Regions from separate parts of the Homo sapiens genome. Here region 1 is linked to region 2. Evidence: read pairs that join two places in POLR2A ChIA-PET (ENCODE). Cell type or tissue: K562. All regions are shown on one strand. Each heading gives the region's core, and the rest is flanking DNA. Links, peaks and the distances in the headings are about the cores only. Region 1 overlaps ZGLP1 (zinc finger GATA like protein 1). Region 2 overlaps DNMT1 (DNA methyltransferase 1).

The links. ChIA-PET counts read pairs that join two places held together with the same protein. Peaks named below come from ENCODE experiments on the same cell type or tissue, not always from the same donor. Only the 100,000 strongest peaks of a DNase experiment are listed, where the experiment ranks them.
Region 1: POLR2A ChIA-PET joins it to region 2 with 5 read pairs; 2 of 35 experiments call an interaction of 5 or more read pairs at or near these places.

Annotation. Positions count from the first base shown.
Region 1 is chr19:10,302,835-10,307,212 of GRCh38, forward strand. ZGLP1 (zinc finger GATA like protein 1) reads right to left here. Exons shown (of 5, transcript NM_001409033.1): 3 at 3,012-3,118; 4 at 2,556-2,649; 5 at 1,969-2,374. The coding sequence ends at 2,257. It overlaps FDX2-ZGLP1 (FDX2-ZGLP1 readthrough), which reads right to left. Exons shown (of 9, transcript NR_176052.1): 7 at 3,012-3,118; 8 at 2,556-2,649; 9 at 1,969-2,374. Among named protein-coding and RNA genes, the nearest start is that of ZGLP1, 4.8 kb to the right of the region's middle. RefSeq lists an enhancer at 2,028-3,227. In K562, for the core only: no CTCF peak of the experiment used is centred there; DNase peaks (open chromatin) are centred at 1,213 and 2,877.
Region 2 is chr19:10,130,745-10,135,130 of GRCh38, forward strand. DNMT1 (DNA methyltransferase 1) reads right to left here. Exons shown (of 41, transcript NM_001130823.3): 40 at 3,473-3,563; 41 at 2,602-2,957. The coding sequence ends at 2,923. Among named protein-coding and RNA genes, the nearest start is that of EIF3G, 13 kb to the left of the region's middle. RefSeq lists a silencer at 2,150-2,446. In K562, for the core only: no CTCF peak of the experiment used is centred there; no DNase peak of the experiment used is centred there.

The DNA.
Region 1 (4,378 bases), core at 379-4,378, 170 kb after region 2:
TCTTGTTTTTTTCATTCTGTAGATAACAAGCAATTGTCCTCCCTCAGCCTCCCAAGTAGCTGGTACTACAGGCGCCTGCCACTACGCCCGGCTATTTTTTGTAGTTTTAGCAGAGGTGGGGTTTCACCATGTTAACCAGTCTCTAACTCCTGACCTCAGGTGATCCTCCTGCCTTGGCCTCCCAAAGTGCTGGAATTACAGGTGTGAGCCACCAAGCCCAGCCTCAAACTCCTGAGTTTAAGTGATCCTCACACCTCAGCCTCCCTGAGTGCTGGGATTACAGGTGTGAGCCACCACACCCGGCCTGAGTCGGGGGAGGTGTCTATTTTAGTCTGAGTGGTCAAGGAAGGCTTCTCTGAAGAGCTGATGTTGGGGCCAGGCCTCCTCAAGCGATTAGAAGGTGTCAGCCATGGGGAGATGTGGAGGGAGGGTGTTTCAGGCCAAGGAAGGGTAAGATCAAATAATTCAGGGATCTGAGGGCAGAGGAATCTGGACTCCAGTTCTCCCATTCAGGGCTGCCCAGGAGAGACAAAGAGGATCTCATAAGGGTGTGTGGCTTTGTGGCTCACTCACGCCCACAGCAAGGACCATGCCCACCCTACTTTTTTTTTTTTCCCCAAGTCTCCCTCTATTACCCAGGCTGGAGTACAGTGGTACGATCACGGTTCACTGCAGTCTTGACCTCCAGGGCTCAAGTGATCCTCCCACCTCAGTGTCCTGAGTAGCTGGCACTACAGGCATGCACCACCACCCCTGGCTCATTTTTTGATTTTTTGGTAGAGACGGGGTCTCACTGTGTTACCCAGGCTGGTCTCAAACTCCTGGGCTCAAGCGATCCTCCCACCTCTGCCTTCTGAAGTGTTGGGATTACAGGTGTGAGCCACCATGCCCAGCCCGCCACCAGTCTTGACTCTCCATCCTCCCTCCCTCCCTGTGAGTGCTGGTGGCCTGTGTGTCCCGCCTGCTGAAAGATGCCTCTGACTTGGGGCTTTTGACTTCAGGCCCGGGAGACACATTTTGGCTGGATTAGGGAGATCTTAAAAGGGGGTAGGGGACACAGCAGGGGCTAAGGAGAGTGACACACTGCAGGCAGGGGTTGGGTGACAGATGAAGGATCCACTGGTATATGCTGCCAGTGTGTGCCATCTACTTGTGTGTTTTACGTGTGTCTGGTGCATGTGTCCTGTGTGGGCTGTATCTGTGTGTGACTCAGCTACGTGTCAGCATATCCCTGTCGACGTGTGTCTCTGCTGATGTGTCTGTCAGCACGCACGGCTGTCTTGCATGTGTCTTTTTTGAGATAGAGTCTCGCTCTGTCACCCAGGCTGGAGTGCAGTGGCACGATCTTGGCTCATTGCAACCTCAACCTCCCAGGTTCAAGCGATTCTCCTGCCTGAGCCTCCCAAGTAGCTCGGATTACAGGCACATGCTACCACGCCTGGCTAATTTTTGCATATTTAGTAGAGACGGGGTTTCATCATGTTGGCCAGGCTGGTCTCGATCTCCTGACCTCAGGTGATCCACCTGCATCAGCCTCCCAAAGTGCTGGGATTACAGAAATGAGCCACTGTGCCTGGCTAGACATGTGTCTTTTTTTTTCCCTTCTGTATATAACAGGGTCTCACTATGTTGCCCAGGCTGGTCTCAAACTCGTGGCCTCAAGCAATCCTCCTGCCTCAGCCTCCCAAAGTGTTGGGATTACAGGCGTGAGCCACTGCACCCGGCTTGTGTGTGTCTTTCTGTATCTGTTGTGTGTGTCTGTGGGTAGTGGCTGTTTCCCTGCATGGGACATTGTGGTAAATGTGGCTAATTCCCTGTGTGGGGGCTGCTGCCTGTGGATAAGACTGTGTCTCTGTGCATGCGCACGTGTGTGCACGCCCCTCACAACCCCAACGAGAAAACACCTGTCCACCTTCCTGGGCTGGCACAGGGGCACAGGAGGCGGGATCCCAAATCACAGGCTTTTTCTCTCGGCATATCTCTGTACTTTATTGTCCCTGCTGTAACAATGCTCATCCTTCCTGAGAGCGTCTCCTGAGGGGGCCTCGGCCAAGGCTGACTGGAGAAGGGGCTGGTGACCCCTAGCAGGCTCTGCCACCTGAGGCCTGGGTCTTCCCCCGGGATCCTTGAATCTGGAGATGGCAGAGAGGAGGCAGGCCGGCTCTTTCCCCAATCCTCCTAGGAGAGCTGCTTCTGCCCATTCTCCCACTGGTGAAACGGAGGCAGAAGCAGCAGCTCAGCAGGGTGAAGCTGGGTTTAACCTTCCTGAATGGGGTCCAGGGACACTCCACATCTGCCACATAGCCTCTTGGGCTGGACATTTTTCCTGGGCACCAGCCAGCAGCTGGAGCAGCGAGTGCCGTATTTCTTGTACCTAGGGTTGGGGGACAAGAAACTGCCATTTAGGATGCAGTGGGGGCCCGGAAACCGCCACAAGGAAACCACTTTTCCCAAGAGGTAGGTGTTTTGCTTTTTGCTTTCCCCACAGGCCATCCTGGTTACACGTGGACTGATTTGGGGACCCCCGCCCCAACTCCCTCCTCCATTCTAAGGACCTGATCCCACAGGCGTTGCAGAGAGGGGTCCCATCTTCAGCGTCTCTCCAGAGCGGGGTCCTCTGGGTCCGACAGGAAGCACAGCGCCGGGGCTCTGAAGGGTCAGAGGTCAAAGGGCAGGGGTCAGAGGCCAAGCATGTGAGCTCGGGATGCCTGTGCGGAGTCGGGCATTTTGTGGGGGTCTCAGTAAAGGCCCCACCTAGCTCTGGATCAGCCCTGGGAGTTGCCAGCTCTAAGCCACAGCAAAGCCAGGAAGGGAGACAGATGGCAGCATTCCGCAGAGGAGGAAGCTGGGGGTGGGGGTGACTCAGCCCAAGTGGAGGGGGGTGCTGCGACTCCTCCCTGAGGGCTCTAAATGGGGAAGCAAGATGGAGAAGGGGGGGGCAGGGAGAAAGGCAGGGAAGACAGGAAATTGGCCCCCAAAATATTTATAGCTCTTGGGTTTTCAGGACTCACCCAGGGCCTCGCTGCCTGCTGAGTGGGCCTCGGTGCCTCCTGGGTGGGCTGCAGGGCCCCCAACAGCATCTGCAGGGGATTCCTGAGAACGGCTACTGCAGGGCAGGCTGTGGGGCAGACAAGGTATTAGCACTGGGGGGGATCTGTAGCTTGTCCCCAACAGCCCTCCGAAATGAAGATTTAGTATCAAGGTATCAGCCATCCCCCGAGGAGGCAACTAATATCTGAATGGCCTGGCTTTGCCTCTCATTAGTAATATTATTATTATTATTATTATTATTTTTGCAGATGGAGTCTCGCTCTGTTGCCCAGGCTGGAGTGTAGTGGTGTCATCTCAGCTCACTACAACCTCCACCTCCCGGGTTCAAGCAATTCTTGAGCCTCAGCCTCCCAAGCAGCTGGGACTACAGGCGCGCGACACCACGCCCAGCTAATTTTTGTATTTTTAGTACAGACGGGGTTTCACCATGTTGGCCAGGCTGGTCTCGAACTCCTGACCTCAAGTGATCCACCCACCTCGGCCTCCCAAAGTGCAGGGATTACAGGCATGAGCTACCGTGCCCGACCTAATTATTATTATTATTATTTGAAAAATAGTAAGCACAGGGACAGCCTGCCAGGTTCCAATCCCAGTTCTCCATGTCCTTGCTGTGTGAGCCTGGACACATTATCTCCTACTCTGTGCCTCAGTTTCCTCATCTGTAAAATGGGCTTCCCAATACAACAGTTTTTTTTTCTTTGAAAATTTGATTTATTGATTTTTAAAAAGAGATGGGAGTCTGGGCAATATAGGGAGACCCCGTCTCTACAAACAAAAAAAATAGCCAGGAGTGGTGGTACAGGCCTGCACTCCCAGCTAGTTGGGAGGCTGAGGAGGGAGGATGGCTTGGGCCTGGGAGGTCCAGGCTGCAGTGAGCCATGATTGCGCCACTGCACTCCACCCTGGGTGACAGAGCAAGACCCTGTCTCAAAAACAAACAAACAAACAAAAGCAAAAAAAAGCAGCCAGGCATGGTGGCGGCTCACTCCTGTAATCCCAACACTTTGGGAGGGCAAGGCAGATGGATCACCTGAGGTCAAGAGATCGAGACCATCCCGGCCAACATGGCAAAACCCCATCTCTACTAAAAATACAAAAATTAGCCAGGCGTGGTAGCAGGCACCTGTAATCCCAGCTACTCCAGAGGCTGAGGCAGGAGAATCGTTTGAATCCGGGAGGCAGAGGTTGCAGTGAGCCGAGATTGTGTCATTGCACTCCAGCCTGAACGACAGAGTGCAACTCCATCTCAAAAAAAAAAAAAAATATTGTTTTGGCGGCATGATTAAAAAAGTCATAATTATAATTTTTATAATAACAATAAATAGGT
Region 2 (4,386 bases), core at 127-4,126:
CCTGGGCAACAAGACCACAACTCCATCTCATTTAAAAAAAAAAAAAAATTGACACTATTGGCTGGGTATGGTGGCAGATACCTGTAATCTAGCACTTTAGGAAGCCAAGCGGGAGGATCGCTTGAGGCCAGGAGTTTGAGACCAGCCTAGGCAATATAGTGAGACTGCATCTCTACGTAAGTAAAAATTAGGCCTGGTGTGGTGGCTCATGCCTGTAATCCCAACACTTTGGGAGGCTGAGGTGGGCTGATCACTTGGGGTCAGGAGCTCGAGAACAGCCTGGGCAACATGGTGAAAGCCCGTCTCTACCAAAAATACAAAAATTCGCCAGGCACACGCCTGTAATCCCAGCTACTTGGGAGGCTGGGGCAGGAGGATCCCTTGAACCCGGGAGGTAGAGGCTGCAGTGAGCCGAGATTGCGCCATTGCACTCCAGCCTGGGCAACAAGAGTGAAACTCCATCTCAAAAAACAAAACAAGAATTAGCTACATATGATGGTACAGTCCTGTAGTCCCAGTTACACGGAGGCAGGGGATCACTTGAACCCAGGAGGTGGAGGTTGCCATGAGCCGAGATCAGGCCACTGCACTCCAGCCTGGGTGACAGACTGAGACCCTGTCTCAAAAAAATAGAAAATAAAAAAAGATAATAGGTACATGGGTGATTGTTTTCTCACAAGGTCACACTATGCATTAGTACAAAGATTCAGTTGTCTTGATCAAGGTGCCTTGGAATCCAGAAAAAGAAAACTCATTATACTCATTATATACTTTAAAATGAATTTTTTAGCTTAAAATAGCAGCAGAAAGTATATTTAAAAAAAAATCTCGGATGGGGGAACTTTACCATATGTCAAGCTGAGCTGTTGTACTTTGCTGTGTGCATTTGCTATCAGTCTTATTCAAAAAATAAGCTGAGATCCCCATTTTTAGTCCTTACAAAAGTGATTCATGTGTTAAAATGGGAATGTCAGAAATGTGGAAGAAGATACATGTTTAAGATCTCTTGCTGGGGGGAGGAAAGGCGTTTCTAAATAGGCTACAAAGGCCGGGCACGGTGACTCATGCTTGTAATGCCAGCACTTTGGGAGGATCACTTGAGGTCAGGAGTTCAAGACCATCCTGGCCAACATGGCAAAACCCTGTCTCTACTAAATTAACAAAAATTGGCCAGATGTACTGGCAGGCGCCTGTAATCCCAGCTACTCAATCCCTGCTACTTGGGAGGCTGAGGCAGGAGAATTGCTTAAACCCGGGAGGCGGAGGTTGTGGTGAGCAGAGATCACACCACTGCACTCCAGCCTGGGCGACAGAGTGAGAATCCGTCTCAAAAATAAACAGGCTACAAAAAACTAAGAGTGACAAATATAAATTGACTTCCTAAAAATGGGAGGTCTCTGTATGGCACAGACATGATAAGCCAGGATGACTGAGCAGGGGCAGTCATCCCAAATGCCCAGGGAGCTCCCAGCAAAGACAGTCATGTGGCCATCACAGAGAAACGGTACATCCAGTGGCCAAAGGACACACAGAAGTGTTATGTCACTATTAAAAAATGCTGGCCAGGCATGGTGGCTCACACCTATAATCCCAGCACTTTGGGAGGCCGAGGCAGGCGGATAACCTGAGGTCGGGAGTTTGAGACCACCCTGACCAACATGGAGAAACCCCGTCTCTACTAAAAATACAAAATTAGTTGGGTGTGATGGCGCATGCCTGTAATCCCAGCTACTTGGGAGGCTGAGGCAGGAAAATCACTTGAACCTGGGAGGCGGAGGTTGCAGTGAGCAGAGATCGTGCCACCGCACTCCAGCCTGGGCAACAAGAACGAAACTGTCTCAAAAAAAAAAAAAAAAAAGCTAATGGGAGGCTGGGTGCAGTGGATCACACCTGTAACCCAGCACTTTGGGAGGTCCAGGTGGGCGGATCATGTCAGGATTTCAAGACCAGCCTGGCCAACATGGTGAAACATCGTCTCTACTAAAAATACAAAAATTAGCTGGGCGTGGTGATGGGCGCCTACAATCCCAGCTACTCGGGAGGCTGAGGCAGAATTTCTTGAACCCAGGAGGCAGAGGCTGCATTGAACGGAGACTGCCCCACTGCACTACAGCCTGAGCAACAGAGCAAGACTGTCTCAAAAAAAAAAAAAAATTCTTTGGAAAGAAAAAAAACCCAACTAAAGAGGTTTTGCTTGGGGATGGGGTGGCCGGGGCTCCAAGGGCAGCTCAGTGGTGACTTCTCTCTCCTTATTCCACCAGTTGCAGCACAGAGCTCTGCCTCATGGTCACAGGATGGCTGCTCCACTGCCAGGCATCACAACCCACTTCAGACCAAAGAAGGCCTACCAGCCACGGGGAAGGCCAGCCAAGACTTCCTTTAAAAGGCTTTCCTGGAAGCTACACTAGCAAGTTCCATTTGCATGTCATGGGGATCAACTCACGTGACTCAGTTCTGAACAAACACAGACAGACACACGGAGTGTCTAGCTTCAAACGTGCTAGCTTCAAACTCCACGTGGGTCGCCTTCAGCATGGAAGAGCTTGTTCCTGTCTGACCTCAGCCAGAAGTCCCGTGCAAATCACGAATACCCACCCAGGGTGGTTTATAGGAGAGATTTATTTGAAGAAATATTACAACATATAAAAACTACATAAAGTCTTAATTTCCACTCATACAGTGGTAGATTTGATATAATGCATAATAAAAAACTTTTAAAATCCAGAATGCACAAAGTACTGCACAATTTGATCACTAAATCATTAGTTGATAAGCGAACCTCACACAACAGCTTCATGTCAGCCAAGGCCACAAACACCATGTACCACACATGTGAACGGACAGATTGACATGTTAAAAACACAACATCAGTGCATGTTGGGGATTCCTGGTGCCAGAAACAGGGGTGACGGGAGGGCAGAACTAGTCCTTAGCAGCTTCCTCCTCCTTTATTTTAGCTGAAGGGAAATAAAAGGAAAAGTCACTCTGGGGAACACGCCCGGTGTCACGCCACTTGACAGGCGAGTAACAGACATGGACCATCAGGAAACATTAACGTACTGATGTTAACAGCTGACCCAATAAGTGGCAGAGTGCTAAGGGAACGTTCACGGAGACTGAACACTCCTCAAACGGTCCCCAGAGGGTTCTAGACCCAGAGGCTCAAGTGAGCAGCTGAGGCAGGTGCCTGCTGAGCCAAATTCACCGAGCAGGAGTGAGGGAAACGGCCCCAGGGCCAGCCCAGCAGCCAACCTGACCAAAGGCCTGCTGTGTGCAGCACGCCTGCTCTAAGCACTTGACACGTGCAACTCACTCAATCCTCACAGCAGCCCCTTGAGAAAGATGGGGCCACGAACGTGGGTAGGTGACCCGCCTGAGTCCCAGAGCCCAAAACGGTGGCCAGCAACTGCCCCCACATGTACCCCCAGAGGGCAGTCAGGCCCCAGAGGAAGCCTGGCCCACCCCACCATACCTGAGGCACTCTCTCGGGCTTTGGCCAACATACAAAGCTTGATCTCCAAGCCAATGGCTTTGGCCAGGGGCGGTGGCACGGCATTGCCCACCTGCAGGAGGGGAGAAGGGCAATGCCTGATGTGGACACCCAGGCCCAAGGCCCGGGGGCAGGTGTACTGCCAGCCCCTGCTCAGATGGAGGACAACCTGGGCATTGCACCCCTTGGGGAAGGGTTCTGGTCCTGCTCACATGGGCCCAAAACCCTTCCAGCACAAGATCCTTGGACCCTCCAACTGGCCCATCATCCCGCCCCACAGCCACAAGTCACTGGGCCTTTGAAGAGCTTCAGAAAGACTTGAGACAAAGACACGTGGGGCTGGGAGCAGTGGCTCACGCCTGTAATCCCAGCACTTTGGGAGGCCAAGGCAGGTGGATTAGTTGAGGCCAGGAGTTCGAGAGCAGCCTCGCCAACATGGTGAAACCCCGTCTCTACTAAAAGTACAAAAACTAATTAGCTGGGCATGGTGGCACATGCCTGTAATCCCAGCACCTCAGGAGGCTGAGGCAGGAGAATCACTTGAACCCTGGAGGTGGAGGTTGCAGTGGGCAGAGATCATGTCACTGCACTCCAGCCTAGGGGACAGAGTGAGACCCTGTCTCAGAAAAAAAAAAAAAAAAGACAAATGGGCCACCTAGACACGTTTCGCTCCCAGTTAAGAGTGGCTGCTTCCCTGGCCGGCGCAGTGGCTCATGCCTGTAATCCCAGCACTTTGGGAGGCCGAGGCAGGCGGATCACCTGAGGTCAAGAGTTCGGGACCAGCCTGGCCAACATGGTGAAACCCCATCTCTACTAAAAATACAAAAATTAGCCGGGTGTGGTAGCACATGACTGTAATCCCAGCTACTCAAGAGGCTGAGGCAGGAGAATCACTT